Linked DNA regions of Homo sapiens: region 1 is linked to region 2. A link is a contact called in ENCODE Hi-C or POLR2A ChIA-PET data. All regions are on one chromosome and are shown on one strand. Each heading gives the region's core, a stretch centred on a gene start or an enhancer-like site at or near the end of the contact. The rest is flanking DNA. Distances are from core to core; before and after follow the strand shown.

Region 1 (6,714 bases), core at 1,201-3,700, 510 kb after region 2:
ACCCCTCCTCCCTCCTCCTCCTCCTGCTATTCCTCTTCTTTTCTCAAACTGTGATTTTCAAGGTGTTTTAACTGCTGGAACTTTTAAAAAATTCAATCAAATATGCATGTAGAATCACACACAGAAAACAGATAAAAACTCAAGCTGCTGCAAATGAAGCACTGATTCTGTTCCTTCTTCCTCCCCTTAGCAGTGGCTTCCACAATTCACGAGCCATAGAGATGGCTTTTCTCATTGCCTGGGAGTCCCTGCAGGGCACATGGGATTGGATCGCAGGCCCCTGGCTGCTCCCCATCTTCCGTGGCCCCTGCCTCCCAGATCTGGGCACCTGAAACCTTACCGTAGAGGGCTCTGTGTGTTTGGGGTTTAAATAAAAGCCCTCTGGACTTGAGTCCTTTCCATTCCAAGTGTTTTTTTCTGACGAACTCATTTTCCAGAGGAACGGCTGGGCTGCCTGAGAGATCTTTGCAAGCCTGAGACTTCTTTGTTCTTGTTTAGCAGTTTGAGGAGAGCTGTATCCATTCTTGTTTTGTGTCCGTGTGTCAGGAAGCTGGGAGGCACTTGGTGTGCACAGCCTTTTACTTGGGCTTATGTGTTTACCAGGATTTTATTGGCACATGGAAAAGAGTGATGGAATGAGGTATGCTGGTGTGTGAAGGGGTCAAAGGGTAAGTCACAAAACACTTGAATGTGAACTTGAACTTGCTGTTGTGTGTTCAAGTACCTCTCGGGGTCTGAAGGCCTGTCTCTGGAGCATGGCCTCAGTGTGAGGCTGTTTCTGCAGGGCCGACCTCAGAAGGCAGCCACCACAGCTAGAATTAGGCAGAGAAACCCCTAGAACTGTAAGGGCTCCAGTACTTCCCCACATAACTCGTCCCTATCCAGCCTCCCTCTCATTTTGGCCTACTGTTTCTTGCAGGACCATCGAGAGCCTTGATGGAAGCGGCATATCCCTCACCCCCAGGGAGGAGCAGACCAGGGCTGGGAAAAGGGCTTCTCTCCCTTTCTGTGGCTCTGATTATAGATGCTGGACTTGGAAGATGAGGACGGGCTGGAGTCCTGCCCTGAGCTGGGAGTTGGAATGTACAGTAGTGCTTTCAAGATCTTAGTCATCAGTAAACAGAGCTATTATGCGCTGTGTCTGGATGTGTTCTTTCTTCTGCTGTGTGGCCTGTGGTTGCCATGGATATGGCTTTGTCTTCGGAGGCCCATAACCAAGGAGGATTTAAGTAAAACCTGATGGGTCAATATTTCCATAAAACAAAACAAAACAAAACAAAATAAAGAAAGAAAGAAGAAAAGGGGCCACTTTCTTAAATAACTCCAAGAAAATCCTTAAACAGTTCCGAAATTGTGACCAAAACAACAACAAAATCCTCAGGCTTTAGTTGCCAGAACCTAAACGGACACACTTTTTAAAAAGTACTCAGAATTAAAAAAGATGAGGTCTATTGATGGCTCTGATTGCAGCAAGTGAAAATAATGGCATTTCCCCGTTGAGTGTTTTGGACAATATAAAGTTACATTTTTTTTCCCAGCCAGTGCTTATTTTTCAGAATGCTTCTCGATTTGCCATTTGTAAGATGTGTCATATTCCAGCATATAAATGAACCTGTGTTTCAAGCAAACAATTGTTGTTTCTGTCTGACACAGGGGATTCGGTGACATTTGGTAATGAGTATGGAAGATGGGTAGATTGAATTAAGGAGGCTAAAAAAAGGAAAGAAAGAAGAAAGACTCATTCCTGCATAGTAACCAAACAGCTCTGCATCTTTGTTTGAAAACACAGGCATACCCTCTGAGATTCCTTATAAGTCACTCTAAAGAGAGGTGCTTGGTAAAGCAAAGGTCAGAGGCTGGGAGCTGGGGTACAGCCACCACTCTGCCATGATTGGGCTTTTTGCTCAAGGACCATATGCGTTTTACTGGGATGCTCTTTGGTTATGTTTCTCTATGTTTCCAGAAACCACACGCCCAGGCCAGGAAGAAAGCTGTGGATTCTAGGATAAGAACCCCAGCTGAAGTGTGCTGGGTCCCTGGCTTGTTTGCCCACAGCTTGGAAGGACCTGCTTCCATAGTGTCTTTGCCAGCATCATGATGTTCCCTCCTCCCCTTCCCCTAACACCCCAGTGTTTTATCATGCACCTTGCTTCCTTCCCCAGTCACTGTCGCTGGCTACAAGGCACCTCTAATGAAGGAGTTGCATCTGAACTGCGATTATCCAGCAACCTCTTTAAGTGAAGTGGAAAAAAGTGATGTTAGTTTCCTTTCTGTATGCTTGAGTTTTCCCATGTTTGTACTTAAACACCGGCTTAATCCTCAGCTTCTGCTTCCCTGCCTGCCTCAGGACTTCTCCCCAGTCCCCTCCTATGATGTCACCTGGCAACTGCTGGAGCTTCCCAAGCAGAGGATTAGGACATTCTTGTTTTGACTCCAAGAGCTTCAACGCAAAGGCCTCTGTGGCTGTTAGGAACAGAGAGGGCAGTAATGCGGCTGGCCAGCTGCCACCAGGGTCAGTGGTGGCCAGCCTGGATGAAGAAAGGAAGCTCGTGCTTGAGCTGCCTCTGGTAGGTCCTGAGAGAGAGGACTTGCCTCCCAGACCAAGTGTAAATCAGCTCTCAAGCTTGCCCCAGCTGCTGCAAACTGCCTGGGAGGCTGAGGTCATGCTCTGCAGTGAACAAAGACATGGCAGCCAGCAAGGCCAGGCTGAGCAAGGCTTCTTGGTTTGGCTGGGCCTGATTCACAGTAGGTCTGGAAGTGCCAAGAAAACTTTGAGTGTGCGGATGAACGTTCTGGTCAAGTGAGGCTGTGAACCACCATGTCAGACCCTGAAAAGGAATTCTGACCCCCTGGCTTCTGTAGAGTTCCTCCTGGGCCACAGCAAACGGGACAGACTTCATGGACAAGCCAAGGGTTTGATAAATCTTTACTTGACACCAGTCTGAGAGAGACAACTCTGATCTGGATTGAAAGGAATTTTCTGATTTTCCAAGTTGGTAAAATGGAATAGGGGGGTGCCTGGGATTTGGATTGGGGGATGACTCCGAAAGACCCTGGGAAGGTTGTGAAGCCTGCAATGACATCTCATCTGGAACATTACAGAAAATAACAACAAGGAAGAAAATAAGAGAGGCAGTTAAAGGAACCAGCATGGCGCTGAGGGAAAGCCATTCTAGCCTGGATTTTAAATGAACACAAACAAAAGATGGAAGGAGGGGCATGTCATGAAGGGTGTCACAAAAGAATAGCAGGAATCTGTATCTGAGTGTCAGGAAAAGCTGAAGTCCAGAATACGCTACGACTTGTGGAACAGCAGCTGACATGAGAATAATGCTCCATGGTCTGCAAAGCATTTTCATGTAAATGATCACATTGATCCTCACAATAACCCGTGAGAGTGGGGATGGGAGTTATCCTCGGAGTGTGGAGGGGCTTCTCAGAGGCAAAGCTGGGATGAAAGCCCAGATCATCTCAGGCCAAATGCTGGCCTTTTCCCACCATTCCACATCATTTTCTATGTTACATCGCCCATATTTTGATGATGTTTGGAGTAAGAAAAATGGGATGGGGTCATGCTTTGGGAGATAGGGTAATGGAGGCGGATGCTAGAAAGCAAAACTAGTTGCTCCTATTTTTTTCCTCCAGTATACATCACAAAGCAAAATAATCTCTAAAGGACAGAACAAATGTCTCATGATGGGTGAGACCTTTAAGAACTCTCACCCAAGGTGAGAACTCACCTAGCTCTCTAGGCCCAGGGCTGGACATTGAAGATGGTTGTTTGCAAAGGGACCTGATTTTCTCCTCCCTAATGGTTCTCACCCCAGACATTACTTGCACAGTATCTGTGTCCACAAGACTTGAGGGACTGTGGCCAGTCCATGTGCTTTCCCCATTGACAGCACAGGCAATGAATAACTGACCACAGACAGGTCTGCAGTGATTTCTTTGAATTTATGGAGAATGACAGGTATGCCGCAGAGAGAGGAAGAAGTTATCATGATTTCCAGGAAAAGAGAAAAAGTATATTCAATAATTTACATACCAATTAGCTGACATTAGTCTCTGAGATACTTACGTTCATTTCAAAGGTAAACCTGAAGTCTGAAGACAGAGTCATATGAGCCCATTTCATCTATCCCAGAGACCTGACTGGAACCCTTGTCTTGGGTGGCTCAAAGCTGAGATGGGGCTATCTGAGCTGCCATGTCCTAAATGCAGAGAAAAGGGGTTTCAAGGCAAGATTCTTTTTTGTCACTCTCAGCCTTGCTTTTAGGATTAGTTGTTCCATTAAACATTCAGCCTTAATAAAAAGGAGGTTTTACAATCTGAGTGTGCTGAAAGATATGTATCTTAGAGGAGTTGGAATTGGAAGAGGAGGATACACTCAATATGGAAGTTTAGCGATGCTGTCAATTACCAATACTTATTGTCACTATCAGAATTACCACGCGTACAAGTGTAAACACTGCAGGCAGAGTATTCTTTAAAGGACATTGAATAGATGGGGACTGGGCCCAGGAACCCAGACTCACAGAGGTTTCTTCAGCTCCTCTCTTCTTGTTGGGAAGAACAATAGTTAAAGGTGGGCATCTCACTGCTTCTTTCCCTGACCTTTCCAATGTGTGAAAAGAGGGGCCGGAAGGAGTATGAGCTGACTCCATCTCATGCCCTTCACCCCTTATTCACTGCACTGTAGCCATAAGCGTCTTGGTTCTTCCCCTCAACACACCCAGTGTGTTCCCACCTGGGGGTTTTGGCATCTGCTGCTCCCTTTCCCGGACCAACAACTTCCTGTCATTGGAACTTCAAGTCAATCAGTGTCTCCTGGGAGAGACCTTCCCTGATCCATACCCACTGTGTTTTCTTCATAGCATACTGAATGTCTTCCTAGCAGTCTGAAATTTCTCCATTTTTCTTCTTCCCATTCTCTTTCCCCTTCTCCTCTCTTTTCTTCCTCTGCTCCTCCTTCTCTTCTTCCTTGCCTGTCTCTCTCCAGCTAAAATGAGAGTTCTGTGTCCTTGACTGTCTGTTCACCAGTGTATCCCCAGTGCCTAGGATGGTACCTGAGCAGGTGCCTGACAAACAATTGTTGCAGGAACGAGTTGACTTACCCCACCTTTTTTCTTGGCTGCTTTCATTTAGACTACTTAGAGACATGATGATCATCTCTGTTCAACAAATGGTGAATGGGCTTTGATATTTTTGATGTCTGAGGGGTCTCTAATAACCTGAAAACAATCCACAGTGACAAGCTCAGATCACATGTTCTGGAGGCATCTCTAAGGCGAAAGAAACTGTGCTTCTATTTTGGTACGGTAAATGAAACCTCAGGGAAAGCTGAGAAAAAGGAATGGGGCAAATTCCATCTGGGAATGTAAAAAATATTGCTAGTAGGAGATAAGCCTGCTTAGCGTCTCTCAAAGTATCCATTATTCAGATCTGTTGTGCAGGCTTATCAATGTCCCCGGGCAAGATCAAGACAGGAGCTGAAAGAAGGGTAAGGATAGTTCAACGAAGAGAAGAAGCTTGGGCGGCCGAAGAAGCCGAGGAAACGCGTCGCAGGAGACGGTGGCTCAACATCTAGAATTTCTGCTGATTTCATTGAGCAACAGGGGCACACCCTATCTTGACCTCGGTTTAGCAAAATGGAGGTGATACTGCTGACTTTTCTTAATGGGGAAGGTAGAAAAGTGTGGGGCCTACAAGGGCATTTTTTAAAAAAGATCCCAAATAACAGTCACTTAAAATAGAAAGTTCTATCTTGTGGAACCTTCTGACCCCTCATCTGGGCTGCATGGCGGCTATGAGGTTGTTGACCCAGTTGCCTTCCACTTTGTTGTTCTGCCATCTTTGGATGTTGTTTTCATTTGCATGGTTGGCACTACCACATCCACATTTAAGCCAGAGAAGGAAAGAAAGGGAAGACACTCATTTTTCAAGTGCATGATCTGGAAGCTGCACACATACCTTCCATTTGCAACCCACTGGCCATAACTTTATCTCCTGGCCATGCTTAAGTGCAAAGGAGGCTGGGAAATGTGGTTTCTAACTAGGTGGCCCAACTGAAAATTCTACAGCCATGAAAGAAAAGGAACAGGGATATCAGTAGACAGCCTCTCTGTCACAGGCGATGGAGGAAATTATGGCAAAATGCCAATGTAAATACAGTGAAAATTCTCCTTTGCATCTGCCCCAGGGGAGGAAAATAAAATGGGAGTGGAAGTCTCTCTGTCAGGTCTTTGCAGAGCAAAGAACTGGATAGATTTTTGACAAGCAGACCGATGAAAATGTATTCCTACAATAAAGCCCAGTGATAATATATGAGGTATACTAGTGCCATTAAACAGCACAAGTGTAGCAATTTTATTTTGTTTTGTTTAATTTTACTTTAAGTTCTGGGGTACAAGGGCAGAATGTGCAGGTTTGTTACAGACGTATCGTGTGCCATGGTGGTTTGCCGCACCTATCAACCCATCATCTAGGTTTTAAGTCCCGCACTCACTAGCTGTTTGTCCTAATGCTCTGCCTCCCCTCGCCCCTCACCCCACAACTAGCCCCAGTGTGTGATGTTCCCCTCCCTGTGTCCATGTGTTCTCATCATTCAACTCCCACTTATGAGTGAGAACATTCGGTGTTTGGTTTTCTGTTCCTGTGTTAGTTTGTTGAGGATGATGGCTTCCAGTTTAATCCATGTCCCTGCAAAGGACATGA
Region 2 (6,054 bases), core at 1-2,500:
TCACAGCCGGGTGCCGTGGCTCACACCTGTAATGGCAGCACTTTGGGAGGCCGAGGCAGGCGGATCACCTGAGGTCGGGAGTTCGAGACCAGCCTCACCAATATGGAGAAACCCCATCTCTACTAAAAATACAACAATTAGCCGGACGTGGTGATGGGCACCTGTAATCCCAGCTACTCGGGAGGCTGAGGCAGCAGAATCACTTGAACCTGGGAGGCGGAGGTTGCAGTGAGCTGAGATGGTGCCATTGCACTCCAGCCTGGGCAACAAGAGTGAGGCTCTGTCTAAAAACAAAACAAAACAAAAATATACCTGGGTATGCTTGAACACAAACACTGCCATACCGTTAAAAATGTTATATATTAATATATAAATAAATATTTACATATATGTATATTAGATATATATGTAAAGATTTCTACTCATAGTACGGTTCTTTTAATTTTTTGTTCTGTTTGGACATTTTCTTTCTTTTTTTTTTTTTTTTTTTTTAAGAGGGAGTATCACTTTGTCGCCCAGGCTGGAGTGCAGTGGCGCGATCTTGGCTCACTGCAACCTCCGCCTCCCGGGTTCAAGCGATTCTCCTGTTTCAGCCTCCCGAGTGGCTGGGATTACAGGCACCCGCCACCAGGTCTGGCTTTTTTTTTTTTTTTTTTTTTTTTTTTTTTTTTTTTTTTTTTTTGAGACGAAGTCTCGCTTTGTTGCCCAGGCTGGAGTGCAGTGGTACGCTCTCTGCTCACTGCAATCTCCGCCTCCCAGGTTCAAGCGATTCTTCTGCCTCAGCCACCCAAGTAGCTGGGATTATAGCGCCCGCCGCTATGCCCGGCTAATCTGTATATTTTCAAGCTAAAAGCTGGGGTATAAAAAAATAAGGGCAAGTTTACTTCCATCCAACTGTGAAGGTTCACGGGGGCACCGTGAGAAGGTTGCCCCCTGCGAAGGTTGCTTTTCCACGGTTCTCGATGCGTTCCCCAAATTTCTCTTCCACCTCCCAGTCGATATCGGAGGCCACATCAGGTGTCACCGAGTCCCGGGCAGCTCCCTCAGGCAGCGGCAGGGGAAGATCCTGAGGGGCACTTGGGACGGGCCCCGCCCCTCCGTGTCCCCATCTGGGGCTGTCAGGGGTGTGGCTAGTGCTGGCAGAAACCAATGGGAGCTGAGGAGGTCGCGTGTTTGCGCGGACGGGGCGGGGCGGCGCGGGGCTGCGTGCAGGCTCGTGGGTCTGCCCCGCCCGCGACGGCATTTTTTCCTTTTCTCCAGCGGCCTCAGGTTCTTGTTACAACTGAGTCCGGGTTGGAGGAGGTGTGGGGCCGCTGCCGCCAGGTAAGTCCTGGCCCGTGCCTCCTCCTGCCGGCCCCGCTTTCTCTGCGGCTCCTGGAACCCGGGCCTGGGGTAAGGTTGGGCTGCGATTTCCGAGGAGCCTCCTTTGCAACCGGGCGTGCTCGGGGCTGCCTGTGCTCTCCACTTCGCAGGCCGGGCCGGGCTCGGCGGGGCGCGAGGTTCCGGGGACTGGGGACAGGGCTCTGCTTCTCGGGCTGCTGCCTCCTTGGGTCGGGCCGGTGCCGCGGGGCCCCCATCGCTGTTGGCGTGGGGTGATTCCTGTTCCAGGGTCATTCAGATCCGAGTGCGAAGCCCGTCCTGGCATCTCCGCGTCTGCTAACGAGCCCCGGGCTTGCAACCCTGCTTGTGCGTCCCTCCCACTCGTGCGTTCATTCAAACGGCAGCCTGAGCGCCCGCGAGCTTCGCACTGTGGGAGAGGGCACACCACATTCGGAATCGCTCGTGGCACACAGGCTGGGAGGAACTTGCCTGGAAAGTTAATGTACCTCTGGGTTTTGAAGTCTTTCTAGGTGCACTTTCATGTAAAGCAGTTGCAGTGATTAGCATTTTTGTTCTGCGCAAGAGTAGCAAACAATGTTGGCACTGCCCTGCGGATTCGGCTTGCGGTGCTACTTGGGTAGTGAGAAAGTTGAAAGGCATGAATCTTGCTTTTGGCTTTGCCGTTGCGAAGCTTTGTGACCGCGGGCTCAGTTAATTAACGTGAAACGAGATGATAATTTCGAAGATTTCTTTTAAACCCGGCTTTTTGTAAGTCTGTGATGAGCTTAGTTTTCCTTCTGCACCTTTAAAAAGAATAGGAAATAGGAAAAGTTCATGAAAGGGCATTATTGAAAGGGCAGTCGGTCCAGCAAGGAACAATAAATGTATGAGAGCACATTAAAGGCTGTGCAATTACAGTTTTAAGACTTAAGACTAAAAAGGGAACAGGAAGTAAAACTGAAAGAACTTACCAAGAATTAAATAAGAGAAACGGCTGGGAGCGGTGGCTCAGGCCTGTAATCCCAGCACTTTGGGAGGCCGAGGCGGGCGGATCACCTGAGGTCAGGAGTTCGAGACCAGCCTGGCCAACATGGAGAAACTCCGTCTCTACTAAAAATACAAAATTAGCCGGGCGTGGTGACGGATGTCTAATTCTAGCTACTCGGGAGGTTGAGACAGGAGAATCGCTTGAATCCAGGAGACGGAGGTTGCAGTGAGCCGAGATCATGCTATTGTACTCCAGCCTGGGCAATAAGAACAAAACTCCGCCTCTAAATAAATAAATAAGAGAAACTTGGAAAGCGTTCAAAAGTACGAACAGCTAGTATTATATTTAATTACCTCCCTTTACAGCTGTACACATGAGGTCAGGTGGGTGAAAATAAATACTAAGCAACCATGTAAGAGAAAATGTAGACAGGATGTGTAACTTAGCATATATCCTAAGTGTAGGGAGAATCCTTTGAAATTCTTAATTTGTATAGACAATTTCATTCAGAAAACTTGTTTTTAACCTTTATTTATTATTTGGGACAGGGTCTTGCTCTGTCACCCAGGCTGCTAGAGTGCAGTGTCATGGTCTTAGCTCACTGCAGCCTTGAAGTCCTGGGCTTATGTGCCCCTTCCACCTCAGCCTGCGGAGTAGCTGGGACTAGAGTCGCGTACCACCATACCTAGATAATGTTTTGGATTTTTTTAGTATAGGTGGTCGTCTCATTCTGTTGCCCAGGCTGGTCTTGAACCCCTGGCCTCAAGCTATTCTCCAGCCTCAGCCTCCCAAGTAGCTGGGATTACAGGTATGTGTGACTAGCCCAGCTAACATTTTTGTTGTTGTTTTTTTACTTTGTATTTTTCACTTTTTTTTGTATTTATTTATATATTTATTTATTTATTTGAGATGGAGTTTTGCTTTTGTTGCCCAGGCCGGGGTGCAGTGGTGCGGTCTCAGCTTACTGCAACCTCCGCTTCCCAGGTTCAGGCAGTTCTCTTGCCTCAGCCTCCCGAATAGCTAGAATTACAGGCGCCCACCACTATGCCTGGCTAATTTTTGTATTTTTAATAGAGACAGGATTTCACCGTGTTGGCCAGGCTGGTCTCGAACTCCTGACGTCAGGTGATCCACCCGCCTCGGCCTCCCAAAGTGCTAGGATTACAGGCATGAGCCACCGTGCCCGGCCTGTTTTGTTTTTAACTTTAAAAAATTTGGACCGGGCGCCGTGGTTCATGCCTATAATCCCAGCACTTTGGGAGTCGGAGGCAGGCAGATCACAAGGTCAGGAGTTCGAGACCAGCCTAACCAACATGGTGAAACCCCATCTCTACCAAAAATACAAAAATTAGCTGGACGTGGTGGCACGTGCCTGTAATCCCAGTTACTCAGGAGGATGAGGCAGGAGAATTGCTTGAACCTGGGAGGCAGAGGTTGCAGTGAGCTGAGATAGCACCACCGCACTCCAGCCTGGGTGAAAGAGCGAGACTCAGTCTCAAAAAAAAAAAAAAAAAAAAATTATTCAGCCAGGCACCAACAGCTTTCTTTCTTTTTTTTTTTTTTGTGATGGAGTCTCGCTCTGTCACCCAGGCCACAGTGCAGTGGCGCCATCTTGGCTCACTGCAACCTCTGCCTCCCGGGTTCAAAGCTATTCTCCTGCCTCAGCGTCCCGAGTAACTGGGATTACAGGCATCTGCCACCATGCCCAGCTAATTTTTGTATTTTTAGTAGAGACCGGGTTTCACCATGTTGGCCTGGCTGGTCTCGAACTCCTGACCTCAAGTGATCCACCCTCCTCCACCTTCCAAAGTGTTGGGATTACAGGCTTGAGCCACCACACCCGGCCAACAGCTAACATTTTTAAAAATAAAATTTTTTATTTCCTCTGCTGGAAAATTCTATATTTATTCTGAATGTATAGAATTCCCTGCCCTGCCCCCCACCAATATTTTTTTAACAGCCCTTGGAAGATAGTGTCTGCAAAGTACTATCTAGAGGAAGGGTCATGTGATCCTTCAGAGAAACCTTAGTTTGAATATTTGGTAGCTTTGACCAGGGAAAGTTACTTTTCTTCTCTGAGGCTGTTTGCTTAGTTGTGAGATGTGGATAATGATACCTCTTTCATAGGACTGTGAAGAAAATGTATAGCAATGCCTAACAGCAGGTATTCAGGGATGACTGCTAGTGTTAGTATTATGTTCATAACGCAGCAAGGAGAAGTAAGGAATTACTGGGTTTTAGCATGGCTTAGAGAACATGGCTGTAAGAGGACTGTCAAATCAGAAGTGATCTACAGCCACTGCCCGACACTGGAATTTCTGCAAAGTTGTAATTCCTTCCCCGAGATGCTGCCCAGACACTATTGACTGCTAAGGACACATTAATCTCTCTAACTGTCTTGGCTTGTCAGCCTTGGGACTTCTGTAGATCCAGTTGGGATTTTTCCAAACAACTGTGTTTGGAATTCAAGGAAGTGTTTCACGAGACTTCCCTTCAGAAAGAGCTCCAAAACAAAGAAATGGGTTAGTTTACTGAACAGAGATTTCAGCCTAAGATACTTATAGCCCTGTCACAGCTTGCTGTGGCCAGTACAGCTTAGTGGACATCTACTTACTTATTCCAGTCCTAACTAGAACCGTTTTCGTGTGTGTGTGTGTGTGTGTGTGTGTGTGTGTGTGTATGTGTGTGTGTGTGTTTGAGACAAAGTTTCGCTTTTGTTGCCCAGGCTGGAATGCAGTGTCAAGATCTTGGCTCACTGCAACTTCCGCCTCCCGGTTTCAAGCGATTCTTCTGCCTCCGCCTCCTGAGTAGCTGGAATTACAGGCACCCGCCACCATGCCTGGCTGAGTTTTGTATTTTTAGCAGAGACTGGGTTTTGCCATGTTGGCCAGGTGGTCTTGAACTCCTGACCTCAGGTGATCCGCCCACCTCGGCCTCCCAAAGTGCTGGGATTACTGACATGAGCCACTGCGCCCGCCCCCTTTTCCTTATTTGGATGTTTGCCCATGTACTGCGGCTCTCTAGTTCATATTTAAGCCAAATTATTCTTTTACTCAGCAAACATTAACTTGATAAGTTCCAGTAATATTAACTGCTTAGGGATCTAGTCCTACCTTTTGGAAAGGAAGAGAAAGGCCAAAAAGTTGTTTTTACCTCCTGACTAGCTAACTTTTAAAAATCGTAATTGAATAGAAGTACTTGCTTATAGGATGCTGATCCAGGAGTGGACACTAATTTGTAGAAAAGTTTTATTGGTGGTACTTCTGAATGAATGGGCATGTGATTCATCCCATGTGATTGAAAACTATGAAGAAGCAATTCCATCACATTTTTAGCTCTAGTTAAGTATTTGCATATTAGTATTAACCCAGAGCCTCTGGATTTTAACCTAACCAACTGAAAACTTAATATCAAAACCGACAGAGGAAAAAGTAGCCAAATCTCATTAAAACTTAACTAGCTGGCCAGGCACGGTGGCTCAGGCCTATAATCCCAGCACTTTGGGAGGCCAAGGCAGGTGGATTACCTGAGGTCAGGAGTTCAAGACCAGCCTGGCCAACATGGCGAAATCCTGTCTCTATTAAAATACAAAATTAGCTGGGTATGGTGGCCCATGCCTGTGATCCCAGCTACTTGGGAGGCTGAGGCAGGGGAATCACTTGAACCTGGGAGGTGGAGGTTGCAGTGAGCTGAGATTGAGCCATTGCATTCCAGCCTGGGGGACAAGAGTGGGACTTTGTCTCAAA

Evidence for each region. Hi-C counts contacts between places; a loop is a spot of excess contacts on that map. ChIA-PET counts read pairs that join two places held with the same protein, here RNA polymerase II (POLR2A). Pooled maps may share reads with other maps.
Region 1: POLR2A ChIA-PET joins it to region 2 with 14 read pairs in activated T-cell. The contact joins the enhancer-like site here to the promoter of SLC25A30 in region 2. A Hi-C loop is called at or near these places in 5 of 168 maps with a recorded cell type or tissue (B cell, CD8-positive, alpha-beta T cell, naive thymus-derived CD4-positive, alpha-beta T cell and 1 more), 11 of 37 single-sample maps with no recorded cell type and 14 of 50 pooled maps. POLR2A ChIA-PET finds 5 or more read pairs at or near these places in 1 of 52 experiments (activated T-cell).

The regions. Positions count from the first base shown.
Region 1 is chr13:44,899,572-44,906,285 of GRCh38, reverse strand. It overlaps LOC107984619 (a long non-coding RNA gene), which reads left to right. Exons shown (of 2, transcript XR_001749860.1): 2 at 920-1,134. Among named protein-coding and RNA genes, the nearest start is that of TRE-TTC2-1, 15 kb to the left of the region's middle. Within about 2 kb of position 2,450, at least 21 of the 41 ENCODE cell types and tissues checked have a DNase peak (open chromatin) inside an H3K27ac peak, as active enhancers do.
Region 2 is chr13:45,413,569-45,419,622 of GRCh38, reverse strand. It overlaps SLC25A30 (solute carrier family 25 member 30), which reads left to right and starts at 1,250. Exons shown (of 10, transcript NM_001010875.4): 1 at 1,250-1,323. It overlaps SLC25A30-AS1 (SLC25A30 antisense RNA 1), which reads right to left and starts at 1,461. Exons shown (of 2, transcript NR_047031.1): 1 at 885-1,461. RefSeq lists enhancers at 846-1,035, 1,846-1,895 and silencers at 1,146-1,245, 1,286-1,615.